Linked DNA regions of Mus musculus: region 2 is linked to region 1. The links are chromatin loops, found by intact Hi-C in ENCODE. Cell type or tissue: left cerebral cortex. All regions are shown on one strand.

Region 1 (8,000 bases):
CTGCTTGCAACCTGGCTGCTCCTTCAAAAATACAATTCCCATCTTTCTGGAAACTGGCACTTTCAGGAAATGTCATTTGGAGGTGGTGGATGGCGGGTGCTGGTCTTTTCTGAAAGCAATGTTAGAAGTAGCATTGTACGAATGTACTACGGGGAAGACTCCTCTTTCTCTCTTTCCTTCACTGTTGTCTGTTTCCTCTTCAAAAACAGCTCCACTGGAGTGTTTGGCCTGCGAGATCGCGTATCTTAGAGTATGAACGTTCACGAGCTTTGACAATCTGAAAGATACATACACTCCACCAACATCACGATAGTGAGCACATTCATCACGCCAAACCTCCTCATGACACTTTGAGATTCCTTCCTTCAGCCCTTCCCAGACTGCACTGCAGCCCTAAGCAACTGCTGATTTGGTTTCTGTACTATCCAGTTTGCTCTGTCTCTAACTTCATAGGGGTAAGGCCGGCCAGCATGCTCTCCACTGGGGCACAGGCCTGATCTCTCTCCTTCAGCATGTTTCTTGTTAGCTATAATGACATCGCATCTACCGATGTTCCTTCTGTGTTGTTCACATGTGCATGGGCCACGCCTGATGCCTTGAGTTCCTGATAAACGTTTAATGTTTCCTCCACAGTCTTTCAAATTATGTATACCTGAGAAGAAGCACAATACATGCAAACATTGTGAATAGCCACCGCATGCCAGAGGACGTAGCTCTGGGATAGACCGTGTGCTTAGGAAATAGCCATCGAGAGTGTTTAGATTTCGTTCCTTTAAGGAAATGTTCAGCAGTAAGGCCACAGAGGAAGCCATCCTGGCTAGATCCACAGTTTGTCCATGTGCTTCTGGAAGGAGATCTCTCATCTCCAGAGTCCTTGGAAGACATACCTAATTCACCAAATGAGCACCACTCCATAGACATCGGAGCCAGGAAAACAAACCAGATCTTAACTCATTTATAGCCAGTCAGACTATCTAGGGTGAACTACTGTAGTCCAGCCAGACCAAAGAGTTGGGCAAGAGCAATGACTAAACCTAGGGTAGGGCCAGTCTTAAAACTTGGAGAGGAAATTTGGGTAGGCGTCCCATACTCTATGGCACAAGGATTGATCAATTTCATGTTGTCTGGCAGTTTTAAGTTTGTTATAAGAACTCTCTGACTATGTAGCCCAGGATGTCAGGGAACTCACTACGTAGCTCAGGCTGGCCACCAGCTCAGAGTACCAGAATAGCAGATACCACCATGCTTGTCTTAAGAAGCAACATTTGTAATTTTCAATTTGATATGTGAGAGCTGTGTAACACAATGGCGACTATGGGTTCAAGATTTTAGTTCATATATCTGAAGCACCCGTGCAACCAGGCAGATCCTGAGGTGCTAGAGCAATGATTCTCAGCCTTCCCAACACTGCCTCCTTTTAATGCAGTTCATGTTGTGGTGACCCTAAACCAGAAAAGAATTTTCATTGCTATTTCCTAATTGCAACTTTGCTACTGTTATGAACTGTAATGTAAACCTCTGGGTTTTGACCCTCCCAAATCTCCTAAGGGGTCTCGATCCACAGGATGAGACCCCCCCCACCCCGCCCCCGTGTGGAGCACGCTGCTTGAACCTGCCTTCTCTTGGGCCTTTCTATTGAACAGAGATGACCATAGGGTATACGATATAGTCCTGACCAGGAAAATTATATAAGATAAATGAAGGAGTTCAGAGAAAAGGTTTAATGTTTTCCTAGAGATAATTAGATGAAGGCCTTGAAGGGCATAGATTACTCTGTTGGATCAAATGAGAGGAGAGAGCTGGGGTAGGGACATCACGGTGAGGGTCATGGAGGAAAAGAGTGGAAGGGGACTGTCAGGTGAGGTCGAGCCTCCACTTGAGCCTTGAAGGGCGCTACTGGACAGTAAGGGACACTAAGTGACGATTTAAATCGCCAAATGTTTCTCAGGGGTACTGAAACTTTTGGCTTTGTGTCAAGCAGAAGAGTGACAGGAGTCAGTCACAAGTCCCATGGGGGTAAGGCCAGGCTGGCATAGTTTAGCTGAATGATCACAGTAGAGGACTGGCTTGAATAGAGTATTTGATGTTCTACTACGGACAAGCAGTTATCATTCTTCAAAAATGATGGATTTTTGCCTGGCTGTGTGCAGACATGGCAGAAACTACTCGAAGTGGGTGGCAGTATAAAGGTCTGAGGAGAGGCCTCCCTCCTGTCCTCTCAGACACCAGCTCTCTGCTCTTTCTTGATATCATCACACGATTATCCCAAGTATTTAAAAACAGCTACACATATGTGCGGTGCTTTGTGCCCAGCTTAAACTAGCAACAGATCAAAAGCAGTAACTATAACACAACTTTATCCTCTTTGGATGGCTTTAACAGTATTTCCATCTGGGGTACTCTGTGATTTTCTTTAAGCAATCCTTTATGCTAGACCCTTAGGTTATGTGTAGTCTTCTATCTCCAACGATGCTTCTGTGCACATGCTCAGACCTTAATCATCTTGTTTGGTATGAGCATGTCCTTACATTCAGACTTTCTGGCTAAAAAGGCTATACACGTTCAAAACTTTCATCTATTACTAGATTGTCTTTGGAGACGATGCGGTGTGTGCTCCGTGCTGAGCACGCCCACTGCCGTCTGCTGTTGAAGCTTGTTGCACACTGCTTAGCCTTGTCCATGCGGTGGTTAGCAGGGATGACCACTGTGCTTCCAGCATTTGGGGTGGGGTTGTCACCTTCTCCATGTTTGGGGGCATCGTTTGCATTTCTTTCCTTGGGTCTGTCTGCTCATTATCTGTGTCTGGTCTTCTGTTGGGTCATTACTATTCTACTTCTGGATTTACATGCATTTCTTAAATACCAAAGGAAGCAGTCCCTTGTCTGTGCCGTGAATGGAAAATATCTCGAAAGGAAACCATCAAGAAGTCTCTTCCAAACGTACAGGGACATCTCAACAATTTGTGCCTGTACTTAGGCAGACTTGGGAAGCCATGCTGGACCTCTGCACCTGGCAAAACCAGGCATGAAAATCAAAGCTAAAACCTTAGATATAGAGGGTCGAGTTTAAGATCAAAGAGTTTGTAGGTGGATTCGGAGATTAAGAACATCAGAGCAAGCCGGGCGGTAGTGGCACACGCCTTTAATCCCAGCACTCAGGAGGCAGAGGCAGGCGGATTTCTGAGTTCGAGGCCAGCCTGGTCTACAGAGTGAGTTCCAGGACAGCCAGGGATACACAGAGAAACCCTGTCTCTAACAAAACAAAACAAAACAAAACAAAACAAAACAAAACAAAAACCCAAGAACATCAGAGCAGTGGGAATGGAATACTGGGTGAGTGGGAGTGGGTTGGGGGAGGGGGACAGGAGCAGATTACAGGGCGAATCAGGGGTTCACACCAAGAGCTGCTTTTGAGACTCGCTCATGTTCAGTCAGAAATGTCAGACAACATCTTTTTGTCTGCCCTGTTCTGGTCTATGGCACCCTGAACTACACCCAACTGAGTGTGGGAAAGACTCAGATGCAGGGAGGTGTGTAGATGGATGAATGCTTCTCCGCATGAGCCGGGCCTCCAGGCACTGCCAGGTGTGTGTGTGTGTGTGTGTGTGTGTGTGTGTGCGCGCGCACACCAAGCTACTGGGACATCATCACTCCACAGATGTAGCAGTGTGTAGTGTGGACTGAGGAAGCGCGATTCAGCCCCTGCCTTTCACTCAATGTCTAGTTAAAGAGAAACATCACGCTACACTCAGTGAGAAAAGCAAACAACGTGAGACAGCATAAAGCGAAAAGCACAGACCTCCACCCTGCCGACTAACCAGCCCAGGCAGTCTGCTCTGTGTTCTGTGGAGCCCTTTTATGTGAGACGAGCACACTTGCAAGTCCGTGTTGGATATAAGTCAGTAAAGTGCTTCCACAGACCTGTTTCCATCTGTATACAAAAGAACTCCGGTACATTCTCACAGCTCCTTAGTGTTTGATCACGTGGACATGCCCCGGCTTATTTAATTAAATCTTGTCATGATGGGCACTTTAGCTTCTTCCTTATTTCTGCTTTCTTTTTTCAAACCGTGCTCCACGAATATTCAGTCTAACACTGGCAGACAACCTTCTTGTCCTTTTCCAGGCAGCCTGCAGCAGCAGCTCAGGGACCCCATGTAATAAAAAAAACCTCTATCATCCTCTAGGAACAGCTTTCACTGTAGGTAATAAGAACCGAGGCAGATCCGTGTTTGTGCGTGGGAAATCTGAGTCCCCATTTACAGGTGGACTTTAAAAGCACAGCCTTTTGACCCTCTTTGTTCATCCTAGTATTAGTGCCTGCAATTTGTGTTGGCTGCCACAAGGTGGCAGAGGAGCACCAGACTCCACTTGTTCTCGAGGTCCCATCTTTATTGTGCCCTCGCCCGGATCTTCATAAACACAATTGGATTTAACTAGAGGACCGGACGTGTCTGGTTAGGAGAATGATCAGAAAATGCAGACGCACACGTCTCCCATCACCATCTAGATCTCTGTGCTTCATTTCTGATTCAATCGCCTTTATTTCTACCCCAAGAAAAACCAGCGTTCCCAAACACTTCTGACTGCTGGTCTTTTGCTGGCCCTCCTGTGTCTACCTCTGCTCCATTTTTCATTGCTTGAAGTTAAGAGATCACAAGAGTTTGTTTTTCACCTGCCGCTCACCTTTCCTGCTTCCCCTTCTCTGCTGAGATGACGGACAGCCATGGCCTAAGCAAGTTGAGCTTCCTTCACAAGAACAGGAGCTGCCTGCCGTGGGGCTGTGCTCCTCAGGAACAGGGCTCAGTCAGCCAGACTTCAAAGCCCAGAGCGTGCGTTGGGCCCAGTTGCCCACCACCCCCTTCAGCCTCAGGAGCAAGGCTACAGCTTTCTGAGTGCTCTGACGTTCCATTTGCTTGTCCCTTGGCTCCCATCAGTTTAAAGTGTGGCTGAGTGTTTAGCAGGATATGGTACCATTTCTCCTGTTTATCTGAAATACTCAGCACCCAGCCTGAGTCGTTTGCTGTGGTGGTGGTGGTGGGGTCTGTCAGGAACTACAGCATTCGGGCATTTTGCCTTTGCTTGTGACATGGAGGGGGCATAGGCAGAGAGGGAGGCTCATTTTGGCCATGTGACGGTCATAACCACATTCCAGTGCTCTCATGGTTCATTCTGTGTGTCTAGGAGACTCGTGTTACTTTTCCCAGTCAGGAAGAACTGCACTTCCTTCCTGCTTGGTTTAAGGGCTCTTAGGCCATAATATGTAACAATTCTCATGATTTTGAATATCGTTAGTGCCCAGTTTACTAACTTATAGCTTACTTTTTTCTCAGACAGTAATGGCTGCTTTTAACTAGATGATCAGAGAAGTGGTGAGCTTATTGAGCACAGCACATCCAGAGCTATGGTGTACTGAGCACTGAAGAAAAGTTTGCAGACAGGCCTTGCGTTCTGTGGGCCATGCACAGGACTGGCTGAGGGCATTGATTAAGGACCAGGGACTCACATCTTATCACATGGAATTTTGGGAACTTGAATCAGTTTATCTGGTATATATAGTAAAAACTTCAGATTTTTATATTAACCAGGAGAACATTTACCTATGGGATGACTTTTGGGAAGGTGACATTAGCAGTGGTAGGCGAGGAAGACTCTCCTATTTGGGCGACTTTTGCACATCTTCCTTGAGTACTTAAGAGTGTATGGTAGGAATGGCTCACATCTTCTTAAAGAAGTTGAAATTCTGTGTTTTGGCTAGTGAATCTGTGACAAGAAGGGGGAACCCGAAGGTTTCCTTTTGTTTGTAGGGGTGTGATTCATCTCCTTTGGCAAGATAAAGCAATTAAAAAAAACCACAATGGAAATAAAAATGATAATTCAGCTATTAGAAGGGTTAACATCTCTGCAGCTTTAATATTACTTCTTAAAAATATGAACATTGTATGACTAGACAGGATGTTAATAACTTGACATTACAAAAATTTATTAAATTTATTTTTAAAGTGGTTTGGTTCCCCCTTTTGAATGCATAAAGCGTGTGGGAGTTGGAATGGATCTGCCCCAGGCTGCCAAAACAAGATTTTAATGGAACCGGAGTCCTTCAGGGATTGTCCTAAATCCACATAATATTCTTAAGTCCTGGTGTTTGCACTGGGACCTGTGTATTAGCAGATGTACGTGTGAATAATATACGTATATCCATCCATCACCCTGGTGACTCCACATCCTTAAGGGCTGCCGCACATCAATTATTCCACCTCAGGGGGTAGAGAGATATTTGGGCTAGCATTGACCTTCTTTTCAATCAGGGCCTCCAAACAGTATGTTCTGGAAGTCAAATAGTCCCTTCAGACAGAACCTCTGTTTGAGCACGCGTTTGGCCTGATGTCTCCATGCTGAGGAGCTGAGGAGTCAATGTGATTACCTGTGTCAGGTGTGGAGGCAGCGTCCGGGCAGCGAATGAAAATCCCGTCACTCAGAGTCACGGTCAGCATTCAGAGTCTCACCCATCTATCTCCATCTTGCATAAGTTATTAGCCAGTCTATCAGGGAAGAGCGTCAACCTCACTGAGCTGCTCTCTCTCTCTCTCTCTCTCTCTCTCTCTCTCTCACACACACACACACACACACACAGTCTTTGAAATAAATTATAGATTGAGGAGCTAGACTCACTTTCAAAGGCTTGGAGCCATTTTTATGAACTGAGATCTTGGGAGCAGCGTCTCTTTAGGAGGAACAAGGTTTTTGCCTTTTTAAAAAAATTTTTTTGTCTGTTTTCAAGAAAAAGACTTTTCAAACACGTGGTTTTAATTTTTTAAAAACACTTGGAAATTATTTCTTAAATGCACAAAGTTCTCTCCTTCAGTTTCTGATAGTTGAAGGTGTGTTCTAGATTGTTGTGACCGAGGAACCAATGACAAAGCCACTTCATTCTGTTGGGAAAATGTACAGTGACTGGCCGTTTATTTAATTGTGTGCTAAGTACCATATGATGAGAGGGTAAAGTTAAATTGATGATTCAGGTTACCCCAGCCAGGGTACAGTTTATATGGCAATTATGCTGGGTCATCTAAGTGTAATTGGCAAGTAATTTTGTAAGCGAAGGAACATGACAGCTCATTTACATGGTGTTCACCGAGTAAAATTTGGGGACATTCATCAACCACTCTCGAGTGCAGAGTGATCGCATTGATATCCCCCGGCGCTGCAGGCTGTTGGGCGATGGTGTGCGGGATGAGTCGTGAGGTGTGCACTCCCCTCTATGGTGGCTAGATGTGTGCCAGGCACTTTTGTTCCAAAGTGGGTGAGACCTCAGCCCCTTTCTCAAGGAGCTCAAGGGTGGGAAACAGACCTCTCAATAATTTAGAACAGGGGTCGGTAAGTGGAGGCTTGAAGCTTGCTGTGGTTATAAGCGTCTAGGGTGGAAGATCAGGGAAATCTTGCTAGTGAGCACACTGAATTGGATTTTAAAGGATGTTGCGGCTTTGCTGAAATAGCACTTGCCAGACAGAGGCACGGCAAGAACAGAGTCCTAGAGGAGCAAGTAGACAAGGGCGTGGAGAACCCTTGGAGTTGAGCTGATAGCACCTGCAGCCAGATAAAGGCTGAGCCAGATACATATGCCTGGCCAGCCATTCAAGGACTTAAGAAGAGGTGGGCCTCCATCTGAGCTCTTCTGAAGACGTTGTTTTGTGTAGTAACAATTAACTGTGCTATTATGGTGGACTAGGTTTTGTTCTATGTGTACCAAGGGATTTTTATCTTTATTACCACCTAGGAAATAGGCACTAAAATTCTTTTCAAAAATGAGAAAACTAAATAGACAGGGGTTGCCCAGACTTAAACAGAGAGTGACAAGGGAGCTGGGCTTTGACCTTAACTGTCCAGGTCTGAAGCCCTTGCCTGCCGCTAGCAGTAACCCACATGATGCTTCTGGCTTCCTTGGCACACTCTGCTGGAATTCTAGACTAATCGTACTCACTAGGCTCCGAGAGCGGTGAG
Region 2 (8,000 bases), 220 kb after region 1:
GGATTGAGGCTTTACAAATGTGCCCTAATATGCTCCAGGTGAGGTTTTCTTCCTCCCACTAAAGAAAGAAAGCTGAGTGGCCTGTTTTCAACCAGACAGTTGAGATAATCTGATTTGTAATGAGAAAACCCTGCCTTCAGAGCTATCACCATTCTCTTTACCTACCAGATCATGGTTTGTTTTTGAAGAGTAAATTGGAAGGGATGGTAAGAAGGAGATATAGCCAAGGGGGAGTCAGGGAACTTATGAGCAACTCTACACATCGTAAGAATTAGTTACCAAATATTGACTGTTTCCCTGGGCACTTATAATTATTTTACATTTCATCCAAGAGTGATTTTGAAGATCAATAGAGCTGTATCTATCTTATAGGTGATGATGCTGATACTCAGAAAGCTTAAATAACTCATGCAAGCTAATGAAGCTGGTGAGAGCAGCCAGGCCATTGGCTTGTTGGCTAGTTCTAGAGTCATGGTCGTCCATCTGCCTCCTTGGCATGAGTGTAGGTAGAGCTGAGAATGCTCTATGGTTCTATCTGTAGGAGAAGTTCTCAGGGCCCACAGTGCATTTTTCACCTTCCTTGGCTCCACAATAGAACCAGATAGCTGGGTGAGAAATGAGGGTGCCGAAAGAGCCGTTTAACAGCTCCATCCCATAGAAGGCCAAGAGAATACTGAGTTCTCATGAAGACAGGCAGAGCACAGAAGAAGGGCACCTAGGCTATTGCATCCCTGGGAGTCAGGGAAGTCTTCAGACAGTTAGAAGCATAGGCAAACCAATAGTAATGATCAACAAAAGTCCAAGTGATATCTCTCTCACAAAGAAAAGATAAAGAAGAAAGGGAGCCAGGAAACAATGGTTAAGGAGCTGCCTGGGAACTCTCAGGAAGATGTGGGCATTGCTCATCTCAGCCAACAGGAGGCAAAGCCTAGTTCTCACAGCCAAGACCAGAAAAGAAAGAAAAATGAAGGTGTATACACTGTTATAGGTTCCTGGGTAAATAGGACTTTAACCTAAAATTAGAGGCAAGAGGGTTATGACGCACAGCAACAGATAGTATTCTACTAGAGACTTAGGGAGGAAATTGCTATGAGAATATATGTACCCTACAATATTTCATGGATTCTACCTTTTAGTCTTCATTTAGCAGTTTTATTTTTAGCTGCTTTAGTTACTTTCACATAACACAACCAAAATATTGACTTAAGTAATTTAAGAGGAAGGGTATTAAATGCAGACACTATTGTATATGCCAGCAAGATTTTGCTGAAAGGACCCTGATATAGCTGTCTCGTGTAAGGCTATGCCAGTGCCTGGTAAATACAGAAGTGGATGCTCACAGTCATCTATTGGATAGAACACAGGGCCCCCAATGGAGGAGCTAGAGAAAGTACTCAAGAAGCTGAAGGGGTCTGCAACCCTATAGGTGGAACAGCAATATGAACTAACCAGTATCCCCAGAGCTTGTGTCTCTAGTTGCATATGTAGCAGAAGATGGCCTAGTCAGCCATCATTGGGAAGAGAGGCCCCTTGGTCTCACAAACCTTATATGTCCCAGTACAGGGGAATGCCAGGGCCAAGAAGTGGGAGTGAGTGGATAGGGGAGCAGGGCGGGGGGGAGGGTATAGGGAACTTTCAGGATAGCATTTGAAATGTAAATGAAGAAAATATCTAAAGAGAGAGAGAGAGAGAGAGAGAGAAAGAGAGAGAGAGGGAGGAAGGGTATTTCTTTTGGCTCATGGTTTCAGAGGGTCCCATTCATAGTCACCTGGCCCCATGCCCTGGGGCATGTAATGGAGGAGCTTTGTCTGCTCTGCTGTGAAGAAATAGCAGAAAAGGGGCTAAGAACAGTTCATCCCAAAGAGCCACCCCAAGTGACATACTTCTTCCTGCTCAATCTTACCTGCAAAGTTCTCCAGAAGCTCCCCAAATTGTGCCACCAGGTGGGGAGCAAGCTTTCAAAACATGAGCCTGTAGGACACATTTCATATCCAACCCTCAATAATCAACCCAAGCTGAGATTTGAAACATAGCACAATCAACAGCAAATGGTTAGGACCATAAAGGATCATGTACTAGTATAGTGATTTTATATTTGAATCTACGTTAATGCCTCAGTGACAGTCACTATTGATAATAGCCCACCCCTACAGTGTTTGGATATTATCTCAAGGAGAACTAGAGTTCTTGATGCTGGTACCTTCCAATCTGCACTTCAGTTTTGTGTTCTAACTTCCAAGAGGTCCTAATAGATAACAATTTTCCGATTATGTTCTCTAATTCTCCCCCCCCCCTCTCTCTCTCTCTCTCTCTCTCTGTCTCTCCTCCCTTCTATTACAGGAGACTCTGAATGTGATTGACCCTGGCTTGATGGACCTGAATGGAATGAGTGAGGATGCCCTGGAATGGGATGAGACAGACATAAGTAACAAACTCATTAGTGTGCATGAAGAATCCAACGACCTTGATCAAGACCTGGAGCCTATGGTCCCAACAGTGAAACTTGAAGAGACACACCACAAGGACTCCGGTTATGAAGAGGAGGCAGGTGACTGTGGAGGGTCCCAGTATACCTCAAATATCACTGCCCCTTCCAGCCCACACATTTACCAAGTGTACAGTCTCCACAATGTTGAGTTCCACGAGGACAGCCACACTCAGTTTCTAAAAAGCAGCCCCAAGTTCACAGGCACAGTGCAGCCCACTGTTTTAACTAAGAGCCTCAGTAAAGATTCTTCATTTTCATCCACAAAATCGTTACCAGACCTTTTAGGGGGTTCCAGCTTGGTGAGGCCTTACTCGTGTCAGAGTGGAGACTTGAGCCAGAATTCAGGCAGTGAGAGTGGAATTGTCAGCGAAGGAGACAATGAGATGCCAACCAACTCCGACATGAGCTTGTTCAGTATGGTCGATGGGTCCCCGAGTAACCCTGAAACACAACATCTGGACCCACAAATGGGAGACGCAGCCAATGTGCTGGAGCAAAAATTTAAAGATGAGGGGGAGTGCATTAAGCTTTCAAGTGTCTCTCAGGCATCTGTCTCACCAGTGGGTTGTGTAAATGGGAAAGCTGGGGACTTAAACAGTATTACCAAACACACCACTGATTGTTTGGGAGACGAATTACAAGGAAAACATGAGGTGTTTACATTTTATGACTACTCGTACCTCCAAGGCTCAAAACTCAAATTCCCAATGATAATGAAACAGCCGCAGAGTGAGAAGGCACATTTGGAGGATCCCCTTCTTCGTGGTTTCTATTTTGATAAAAAGTCCTGCAAACCTAAACATCAGACTTCTGAGTCACAACCAGACGCGCCCCTCCATGAAAAGATCTTGGCAAGTGCCCCCCACGAGATGGGTCGAAGCTCATACAAAAGTAGCGACATAGAGAAGGCACTCACGGGCATCCAGAATGCCCGACAGCTCTCCCTTTTATCTCGTAGCTCATCTGTAGAGTCCCTTTCCCCAGGGGGTGATTTGTTTGGATTGGGAATCTTTAAAAATGGCAGTGACAGCCTCCAGCGAAGCACTTCTTTAGAAAGTTGGTTGACATCCTATAAGAGCAACGAGGATCTTTTTAGCTGTCACAGCTCTGGGGACATAAGTGTGAGCAGTGGCTCGGTTGGTGAGCTGAGCAAGAGGACATTAGATCTTTTGAATCGTCTGGAGAACATACAGAGCCCCTCAGAGCAAAAGATCAAGCGGAGTGTTTCAGATATCACTCTGCAAAGCAGTTCCCAAAAGATGTCCTTCAGTGGCCAGATGTCACTGGATGTCGCATCCTCTATCAATGAAGACTCGCCGGCATCTCTTACCGAACTGAGTAGCAGCGATGAGCTCTCTCTTTGCTCGGAGGACATTGTGTTACACAAAAACAAGGTCCCAGAGTCCAACGCATCATTCAGGAAGCGCCTGAATCGCTCGGTGGCTGATGAGAGCGACGTCAATGTCAGCATGATTGTCAACGTCTCCTGCACCTCTGCTTGCACTGATGACGAAGACGACAGCGACCTCCTCTCCAGCTCCACTCTCACCTTGACGGAAGAAGAGCTGTGTCTCAAAGATGAGGATGACGACTCCAGTATCGCAACGGATGATGAAATTTATGAGGAAAGCAACCTGATGTCTGGGCTGGACTACATCAAGAACGAACTGCAGACGTGGATAAGACCCAAACTTTCCTTGTCGAGAGAAAAGAAACGGCCCAGTGTCACTGATGAAATAAAGGTCAATAAAGATGGAGGAAGTACCGAGAGGGCCAATCCCTCGGACACCCTGGACATTGAGGCCCTTCTAAATTGCTCCATAAAACGTCTCTCTGAAAACAATGGGAATGGCAAGAACCCACCCAGAACTCATGACTTAGGAACCAAAGGTGAAAATAAGAAAAATACGTACGACGTTACTAAAGATCCACATGTGGCCGACATGGAAAATGGCAATGTTGAAAGTACTCCAGAGAGAGAAAAGGAGAAGCCAGAGATCCCAGAGGCATCAGCGAACCTTGCTTCAAATGTGAAAAAGATTTCTGAATCCAAGCACGACGAGTATGAAGCATTAATGGATGGTTCTGATGATTCAAGTGTCACTGGGAAGGAATTTGGTCCCCCAAATGATAGGCATCCTCCACAGATTGGTGCCGATCCCCAGCATCCTGAAAGGGGTGACTGCACATCAGTCCAGAACTCTTGCTCAGGACTACTGTTGGAAACCGGTGGCGGAAGCAGACAAGATAGTGATGGACTCAAATCTTTGTCTAATGATGCACCAAGTGTGGCTAGAAACGCTGCTGGTTGCTGCCTACTCGAACAAAATGAGACAGAGGAAAGTGCTTCTATCAGCAGCAGCACTTCCTGTTGCAACTGCAAGCCAGATGTTTTCCATCAGAAAGATGATGAAGATTGTTCGGTACATGACTTTGTTAAGGAAATCATTGACATGGCATCAACAGCCCTCAAAAGTAAATCACAACCTGAGAGTGAGGTGGCCGCTCCCACGTCACTGACCCAAATTAAGGAGAAAGTGTTAGAGCATTCGCATCGGCCCATACACCTGAGGAAGGGAGATTTTTACTCCTACCTATCTCTTTCGTCCCATGACAGTGACTGTGGGGAGGTCACCAATTACATAGATGAGAAGAGCAACACCCCATTGCCACCAGACACCGTGGACTCTGGCTTAGATGACAAGGAAGACGTGGACTGCTTCTTTGAAGCTTGTGTTGAGGACGAGCCTGCTGATGAGGAAGCCCGTCTCTCCAGTGCCCTTCCAAATGAATCAGAAGTCCAGGATGAAGCTGCTAAGCCAGAACAAATGACAGCCAGCTCTTCTGTGTTCCGTGATGAGACAGACACGGTGCCTCTTTCAGGACTTTCCCCTCAGAAGGGAGCTGATGATGCAAAGGAAGGAGATGGTGCGTCCCACACTTCCCAGGGCTGTGTGGAGAGCGCAGAGCCTACCACCCCCCCAGGAAAGGCCAAGAGAGAGGGGAGTTCAAGAAAGCAAAGTGTATCAGGAACGCCAGAAGAAAACGCTGCTTCAGCCAAACCGAAAATTCAAGCTTTCTCTTTGAATGCAAAACAGCCAAAAGGCAAGGCTGCACTGTATCCCAGCCCCCAAACTTTAACCTGCAAAGAGAAGCTCGTAAGCTTTCATGAAGATCGACATAGTAACATGCATAGGTAGAATGTAATGCCCCCAAGCATGGAACTCATCTCATTGAAAGGTATGTATGAGTATTTCTGCTGTGTGTGTGTGTGTGTGTGTGTGTGTGTGTAGATATGAGTTTACATTAATAGATCCACTATAGAAGACTGGTCAGCATGATTAGCTGTGACACATACACATCTGGATAAGACATTGAGTAGAAACACAGCAGTGGTAGTCACTGTGAAAGGCACAAGGGGACCAGTGGTGACATTTTGACATTTCAAGTGACATTATATTTATTCCATCATTTTGGCAAGAGCAATACAATATTTGAGAAACCAGCTGATCCATTTGGGGTTTTAATTCCTCTGACTAGAGGAGAAAATGCCCCGAGAGTTGCAGGCATTCCTTGAGATCAAAATGCACGTTCAGTAGCTGTATTCCTTACTGCAGCTCCTATTTAGAACTGCCCCGTGATGAGCAAGGGTCAGACTGAAGGCTGTGCCTCCTTCCAGACATGGGTTTTCCCTTAGGCTTCTGCTTCATAGAACTAGCATCCCAGTCACTCCCCTTAACACGGCCTCAGAATCCAAACAGGAGCAAAAAGTTGAGGGAAAAGAAGAGGCTCCTATTTGTACACACACAGATGAAGCACCAGCGCAAAACGCGCATATTGGGAGGATACGTGACAAGTTAATGGCGTCTCGATAAAAACAGAATTTTTGAATTTTGCCTGAAGGTGACAGGCTGATTGCCATCAATTTTTTTTTGAGAAATTCATTCCACTTTTCATATTTAATAAGACAGCTATTGATTGATAATCCTGAGGTGGTGATACAGCTCTAGAAGCGATACGGAGACTCTGTTATCTCCCATTTCTAAGACCCAGTGGTGAATGCACTTGCTCAATCAAGTTTAAAGAGAAATTTAGCTTTCAAACCTGAGAGTTGTGTTTCACCAAAGTATGAGGTGCATAACGCCCCTCCACCCCCACTACAGAAGCCTAATGCCGTAACCTAAACTCGTGCTATAGGAAATGAATTACAGAAGCAATCTACCCTAATTTGTTAACTTATTCAAATAACAGTTATTATACTTAACTATGCTAAAGATTATCTTTTTTGTGGCAGATTGTTTATTTTTTTGATGAGCCTAATTACTGATTTTCTAAAAGTAATTTACATTTATTACAAATACATCTTTTAAAATGTGACAGATAAATGTTGTTCCCATAATGTATTATGAAAAAAGTTACTATTTAAAAACACATTATTTAATTTGAAAGATGAATGGCAAACATCATTATTTTTTTTCCTGCAACACCTGTGCCCTGAGCTCATTAAAATGTGCGATTCTATGTTGAGCTGCTAGAATGTGGTGCGAGGGGGGAATCTATACCATATATATACCCTAAAAATAAACTCAGTATGCAAAACTGAAGAAAGGCATCCTACTTACTGATGTAGCTTCACTAATTTTCTATTTCAGACACTATTTACAATTGGTTGCAAGTGAGAACAAAAGAGGGAGAGAGAGAGATGTGTTTTCTGTGAGTTGTGGCCACCCTATAATCACACCCTCCATCAGTATGCAGTAAAACTGACCATTAAGGGAGAGTAACCGGGATACCATAAGCCGCCTCAGAACAGGTTCTATTAGAACTGATTGGATGCAGGCTCTGCCCGCCTCTGCAGAAGGACCCAGAATGCCTGGCTGATTTTGTTTTCTGAAAAAGGATAAAGGCTTGAAAGCAACAGCGTTGTGAGCATGCCACCCTGTGACTGTGACCCTCAAGTCAGCAGCCCTGCTGAGATCTGGAGCAGAGACGCGCTGGCCCTAGTGAAGGCTCTGGGATGCATTCTCCCTGTTTGATCCTCTGGGAGTCTCTTCTCTTCCTCACACAGAGAAATGGAATTGAAATGAAATGTAAATGATGAGCAATTCCATTTTTTGACTTGAGGGGAAGTGGTGGTGCTGATAGATCTGTGTAATTGTTACATTTTACAAGCATAGATGGTGTAAAAATATATCAGCCACTTGCCTGCCCATCAGAAGGGTTCTCTTGTGCCCCACACCAGGCTGTACTGTGGGCAAAGGGAACAAGCAGCCAGATTTTACTTCTGTAGAACTGACATCGCCCCCAAGTGACTTGTTATAAGCCTAGAGCTATGTGAACAGCCATAGATTGCTCCTATCCACCTTTGAGGGTGTGTGAGCACAAGTGTGAGTGCTTGCGTGTGTGAGTGTGTGTGTGTGTGTGTGCGCGCGCGCGCGCGTGCACATGTGCATGTACAGTGTGAATGCCTATGTGTACATGTGTGTTTGTGCGTGAGTGTATGCATGTGTGT

What was found. Peaks named below come from ENCODE experiments on the same cell type or tissue, not always from the same donor. Only the 100,000 strongest peaks of a DNase experiment are listed, where the experiment ranks them.
Region 2: it touches region 1 in a loop (4-fold over the local background); 2 of 42 quality-filtered maps call a loop at or near these places.

What each region holds. Positions count from the first base shown.
Region 1 is chr12:52,914,776-52,922,775 of GRCm38, forward strand. All of the region lies in intron 5 of Akap6 (A kinase (PRKA) anchor protein 6), which reads left to right. Among named protein-coding and RNA genes, the nearest start is that of Gm51971, 120 kb to the left of the region's middle. In left cerebral cortex, a CTCF peak has its summit at 4,337 (motif pointing right); a DNase peak (open chromatin) is centred at 4,414.
Region 2 is chr12:53,137,041-53,145,040 of GRCm38, forward strand. It overlaps Akap6 (A kinase (PRKA) anchor protein 6), which reads left to right. Exons shown (of 14, transcript NM_198111.2): 13 at 2,341-5,728. The coding sequence ends at 5,688. Among named protein-coding and RNA genes, the nearest start is that of Npas3, 110 kb to the right of the region's middle. In left cerebral cortex, no CTCF peak of the experiment used is centred here; a DNase peak (open chromatin) is centred at 3,767.